Regions from separate parts of the Homo sapiens genome. Here region 2 is linked to region 1. Evidence: read pairs that join two places in POLR2A ChIA-PET (ENCODE). Cell type or tissue: PC-9. All regions are shown on one strand. Links, peaks and the distances in the headings refer to the core of each region. The heading gives the core; the rest is flanking DNA.

Evidence for each region. ChIA-PET counts read pairs that join two places held together with the same protein. Peaks named below come from ENCODE experiments on the same cell type or tissue, not always from the same donor. Only the 100,000 strongest peaks of a DNase experiment are listed, where the experiment ranks them.
Region 2: POLR2A ChIA-PET joins it to region 1 with 18 read pairs; 2 of 35 experiments call an interaction of 5 or more read pairs at or near these places.

Annotation. Positions count from the first base shown.
Region 1 is chr17:17,707,510-17,710,316 of GRCh38, forward strand. All of the region lies in intron 1 of RAI1 (retinoic acid induced 1), which reads left to right. It overlaps LOC124903943 (a long non-coding RNA gene), which reads right to left. Exons shown (of 2, transcript XR_007065650.1): 2 at 1-2,807. Among named protein-coding and RNA genes, the nearest start is that of RAI1, 27 kb to the left of the region's middle. In PC-9, for the core only: no CTCF peak of the experiment used is centred there; no DNase peak of the experiment used is centred there; H3K27ac peaks cover 2,239 bases.
Region 2 is chr17:18,071,941-18,074,747 of GRCh38, forward strand. No RefSeq gene overlaps it. Among named protein-coding and RNA genes, the nearest start is that of DRG2, 15 kb to the right of the region's middle. In PC-9, for the core only: no CTCF peak of the experiment used is centred there; no DNase peak of the experiment used is centred there.

The DNA of each region.
Region 1 (2,807 bases), core at 225-2,724:
GCAGGAACGTGTTTCCATGTTGCAAGAACAGCAGGGGAGCCACTGTGGCTGGAGGGGACTGAGAGAGGGGAGAGGGTTCCTGGAAGACTGTTTGTTTATTTGAGACAGGGTCTCACTCTGTCACCCAGGTTGGAGTGCAGTGGCATGATCTCAGCTCACTGCAACCTCCACCTCCCAGGCTCTAGTGGTCCTCCCACCTCAGCCTCCTGAGTAGCTGGGACCACAGATGCGTGCCACCATGCCCTACTAATTTTTTGTATTTTTGGTAGAGACGGGTTTTTGCCATGTTGCCCAGGCTGGTCTCAAACTCCTAAGCTCAGGCAATCCACCTGCCTCAGCTTCCCAAAGTGCTGGGATCATAGGTGTGAGCCACCGTGCAGGCCAGACTCTAGCTTTCATTCTGAGTGAGCTGGAGACTGCAAGAGGCAGGCTCCAAGCTGACTTACTATCTCACAGGCTCCCTCAGGAGTTGAGGGGGCCAGACAGAGCTTGAAGGGGAGTAGAAGGCTCCTGGAGGCTCTGGCAGACCTCAGAAGCTGCAGCCACATCGACCAAGCTGACCCCACCCACCATCTCCAAGGAATGGGTTAATGGGCACCCCAGGCCTCTCAGGTCTCTGCCTCTGCCTTGCTCCTCCTCCTTCCTCCTGCTGCCACCCTCTGATGGTGCTTCAGCCTGTGCCATTTTTCTGGGTCCTCTCCAAGTGTATATTGACCCTGAGGTGGCAGCAGGAGGGGAGGCAGGCCCCCTCCCCAGGAGGAGACCCCCTTGATGAACTCTGAGAAGCTGGTTGCTTAGCAAGCCCTTTTTTCTCCAACAATACTTGTGCTAATCAGCCTAGATTGAATGAGCAAGGAATTGGCTTTTGCACCTTCCTGTCCTCTCTTCTCATATATATATATACACACACACACACACATATATATATATGTACATTTTTTTCCCTTAGAGACAGAGTCTCACTATGTTGCCCAATCTGGATTCAAAGTCCTAGGCTCAAGCAATCCTCCTACCTTAGCTTCCTGAGTAGCTGGAACTACAGGTGTGTGCTAGAGTGCCTGGCTAGGGACTCCATTCTAGAATCATGGAATCTTAGGGGTCCCCTGGGTTGCATCTTGACTCAGTGAGTGAGTGGGTTACTTTTTCACATCCCTCCTTGTACACCTCCTGTGACTCCTGGCAGCTCACTCTCTTTCTAGCGACTGAGGGCCTCTGGACAAGGTGAGGGGGACAGAGCAATGGTCCAGAAGTTAGAAGACTGTGGTCCCAGTCACAGGCTGGGCACCATAAGTGGACACCATAACTGACCCATCCTCCTTTTGTGCTCAAATGCTGCAGTTCATCCGGAAACAACCAAAACATTCCAGCTTCACAGCTGCCAGGGTTTGGAGTTGAACCCTGTGTCCCGTGCTCCTGCCACCCCTGCTCCAGGCACAAAGGGAACAGTTCGTCAGTCCACCACGGGCCTTTCCTATCCTCAGTTGCAGAGTGGGCCAGGACATGCCGCTTTACAGATGGGAAGACTGAGGCCCAGAGAGTGGAAGGGAAGGAGAGGAGCCCATTCCAGGCTCCCGGCCTGGGATTTTTCCCATATGCTCCAGCAGCCACCCGGGGACCATCATTATGACAATGATGACTGATGGAGGGCCTAGTGTGCCGGGCACTGTGCTGAGAGACCCCAAGGAGGGCGTAGCATCTGTGTCCACAGGAGGAGGCTGTGAGGCTGAGAGTACCTAGGGAGAGCAGAGCTGGAGCTGGCTGGGCTCTGGCCATGCGGCTTTGCTGTTTGCTGTCTGCTGTTTGCCGTATCAAGGGGCGATACTCAGGCGGGCTCCTCTCAGTCTCTCTTCTTTGGTCTCACCTCTACTCAGAAAAGCCCTTTGCTGGCCCCCAAATACTCCTACCCCGACTCTCTTCTCCACCCCTCCAGGCTCCCAAGGCCCCTGCCTGCCTCGGCCTCCCTGCTGGGTTGACCACAGTCAGTCCTGGCTGGAAGCTGACCCTCTCCACAGCTGCCCCAAAATACATGTCACAGTGGGGCATTTGCAGTTCCAGCCTGGGCAGCTGCCCACTAGGTCTCTTTCCTTCCCTTCCCTGGGTCTGCCCCCAGGCCCCTGGCCTCATTCTGGTCCTGAGCTCCCTTCTCTGGGCCAAGGAGCTGCTGGGCCTCGGGGAGGGGGAACCCCAGCACTAGGTCCAAAGTGATGTAGCAGGGCCACTGTCTGTGCCGGGGCCTGGAGCTTTCCTCTGAACCTTAAGGGGCCCCCAGATCAGCTCCGTGCGGGCCTGGGGTGCAGCTTCCAGAATCTTGGAAACCTGTTTTTCATGGAGCCAGATAGAATGAGCACCCAGGAGGAGGCAGTTCCAAGAGCTGGTGCTTCAGGAGGAAACCTGCACAGCAGACAGGCGTGCGCACATTCCTAGATGCTAGCCCTGTGGCGGCGCACCTCACGCTCATTCACAGTACACGGACATGCTCACCTGCCCACCATGGGTGGTCAACCCTTGGACACCCACACTCTTCTCACACCCTCACACACACACTCTGCACCACTCGCCTAGCCCCGGCCACGCTCATGTCAGGATTCTGAAGACCTCGAGCACACACAGACACGCACCTGGTCACGTGCACTTTCACACATACACTTGGCACCAGGGTGGCAGCAGCGGAGGTGACTGAGAAGCCTGCTTTTCACAGAGAATCAGAACCCAGCGGGGGCTTTAGCCACAAAAAAAGAGCATTTCAAGGAGAAGGGCTGCCTGCATGCCAAGCACACGCCCCTCACCTACCCAGGACCCCTTGTGGG
Region 2 (2,807 bases), core at 81-2,580, 360 kb after region 1:
TCCATCTGTTGATGAACATTTGGGCTGTTTCTACCTTTTGACTATTATGCATTGTGCTGTTATGAACACTGGTTTGTGTGGTCAGTATCTGTTTGAGTACCTGCTTTCAAGTATTTTGAGTTTGTAACTAAGGAGTGGAATTGCTAGATCATATAATTCTATGCTTAACTTCTTGAGGAACACCAAACTGTTTCTCATAGTGGCTGCACCATTTTACATTCTCTCCAGCAGTACACAATGATTCCATTTTCTCCATATCCTCTCCAACACCTGTTTTCCTTTTTAAATTTTTTTTTTTTTTCTTGAGACAGAGTCTCACTCTGTCGCCAGGCTGGAGTGCAGTGGCACAATCTCGGCTCACTGCAACCTCCACCTCCCGGGTTCAAGTGATTCTCCTGCCTCAGCCTCCCAAGTAGCTGGGACTACAAGGCACGTGCCACCACGCCCAGCTAATTTTTGTATTTTTAGTAGAGATGGGGTTTCACCATGTTGGTCAGGTTGGTCTGAATCTCTTGACCTCGTGGTCTGCCCACCTCGGCCTCCCAAAGTGCTGGGATTACAGGCGTGAGCCACTGTGCCCAGCCTTAAAATTTTTATAATGGCCATCCTAATGGGTGTGAAGTGATACGTCACTGTGATTTTTGTTGTTGTTTTTCTGAGATGGTATCATTCTGTCACCTAGACTGGAGTGCAGTGGCTTTTCTTTTTTCTTTTTTTTTGAGACAGAGTTTTCCTCTTGTTGCCCAGGCTGGAGTGCAATGGCACGATCTTGGCTCACTGCAACCTCCGCCTCCCAGGTTCAAGCGATTCTCCTGCCTCAGCCTCCTGAGTAGCTGGGATTAGAGGCACCTGCCACCATGCCTGGCTAATTTTTGTATTTTTAGTAGAGATGGGGTTTCATGATGTTGGCCAGGCTGGTCTTGAACTTCTGACCACAGGTGATCTGCCCACCTCGGCCTCCCAAAGTGCTAGGATTACAGGCATGATCCACTGCGCCTGGCCGTGCAGTGGCATTTCTGCACTCCATAATCATGACTCACTGTGGCCTTGACCTCCTGGGCTCAAGCAATTCTCCTTCCTCAGCCTCCCAAGTAGCTGCGACTACAGATGCACGCCACCACACCCAGCTAATTTTTTTTCAAAATATTTGTAGAGACTGGCTCTCACTATGTTGATTTGCATTTACCTAATGATTAGTGATGCTGAGAAATCATCTCAAGTGTTTATTCAACATTTGTATATCTTCTTTGGAGAAATGTCTATTCAAGTCCTTTGCTTTTTTTTTTTTTTTTTTTTTTTTTTTTTTTTTGTAGAGACAGGGTCTCACTACGTTGCCCAGGATCTCTGCTTTCTTTTTTTTTTTTTTTTGAGACAGAGTCTTCCTGTGTCGCCCAGGCTGGAGTACAGTGGTGTGAGCTTAACTCACTGCAACCTGCACCTCCTGGGTTCAAGCGATTGTCCTGCCTCAGCCTCCTGAGTAGCTGGGATTACAGGTGCCCACCACAACGCCAAGCTAATTTTTGTATTTTTAGTAGAGATGGGGTTTCACCATGTTGGCCAGGCTGGTCTTGAACTCCTGATCTCGCAATTCGCCCACCTCAGCCTCCCAAAGTGCTGGGATTACAGGTGTGAGCCACTGCACCCGGCCCCCTGCTCATTTTTAAATCAGGTGCATTGTTTCATTGTTGCTGAATTGTAGGTGTTCTCTATATTTTCTAGATATTAATTCCTTATCAGATACATGCTTTGCAAATATTTTCTCCTATTATTCTGTGGGGTCTCTTTACCATCTCTTTTTTTTTTTTTTTTTTGAGACAGAGTCTCACTCTGTCGCCCGGGCTGGAGTGCAGTGGCACGATCTTGGCTCACTGCAACTTCTGCCTCTCAAGTTCAAGTGATTCTCTTGCTTCACCCTCCCGAGTAGCTGGGATTACAGATGCCTGCCACTACGCCCAGCTACTTTTTGTATTTTTAGTAGAGATGGGGTTTCACCATGTTGGCCAGGCTGGTCTCGAACTCCTGATCTCGCAATTTGCCCACCTCAGCCTCCCAAAGTGCTGGGATTACAGGCACGAGCCACCGTGCCCGGCGGCCTCTTCATGCTCTTGATAGTGCCTTAATGATGCACAAAAGTTTTTTTTTTTTTTTTTTTTTTTTTTGAGACGGAGTCTCGCTCGGTCGCCCAGGCTGGAGTGCAGTGCTATCTCAGCTCACTGCAAGCTCTGCCTCCTGGGTTCACACCATTCTCCTGCTTCAGCCTCCCAGTAGCTGGGACTACAGGCGCCCTCCACCACTCCTGGGTAATTTTTTTTTTTTTTGTATTTTTAGTAGAGACGGGGTTTCACCGTGTTAGCCAGGACGGTCTCGATCTCCTGACCTCGTGATCCGCCCACCTCAGCCTCCCAAAGTGTTAGGATTACAGGCGTGAGCCACCGCGCCTGGCAAAAGTTTTTCTTTTTGATATAATCCCATTTATCTATTTTTTTTTTCATTTTGTTGCCTGTACTTTTGGTGTCATATCCAAGGAACCATTGCCAAATTTTAATGAATTTCTAGGTAACCATTTATTATAAATTATAGTACAGCTATATAATGAAACACCTCTCAGCATTTCTTATAAAAAGAAATGTACTATAGCGATACAACACAGATGAATCTGGAAACATTATGCTGAGCAGAGGAATCTAGACACAGAAGACGATATGCTGTGTGATTCCGTTCAGATGAAGTTGTAGAAAAGATGAGTCTAACTGGTAGTGATAGAAAGCAGATGGGTGGCAGCCTGGGGCTGAGTTGGGGTGAGGACT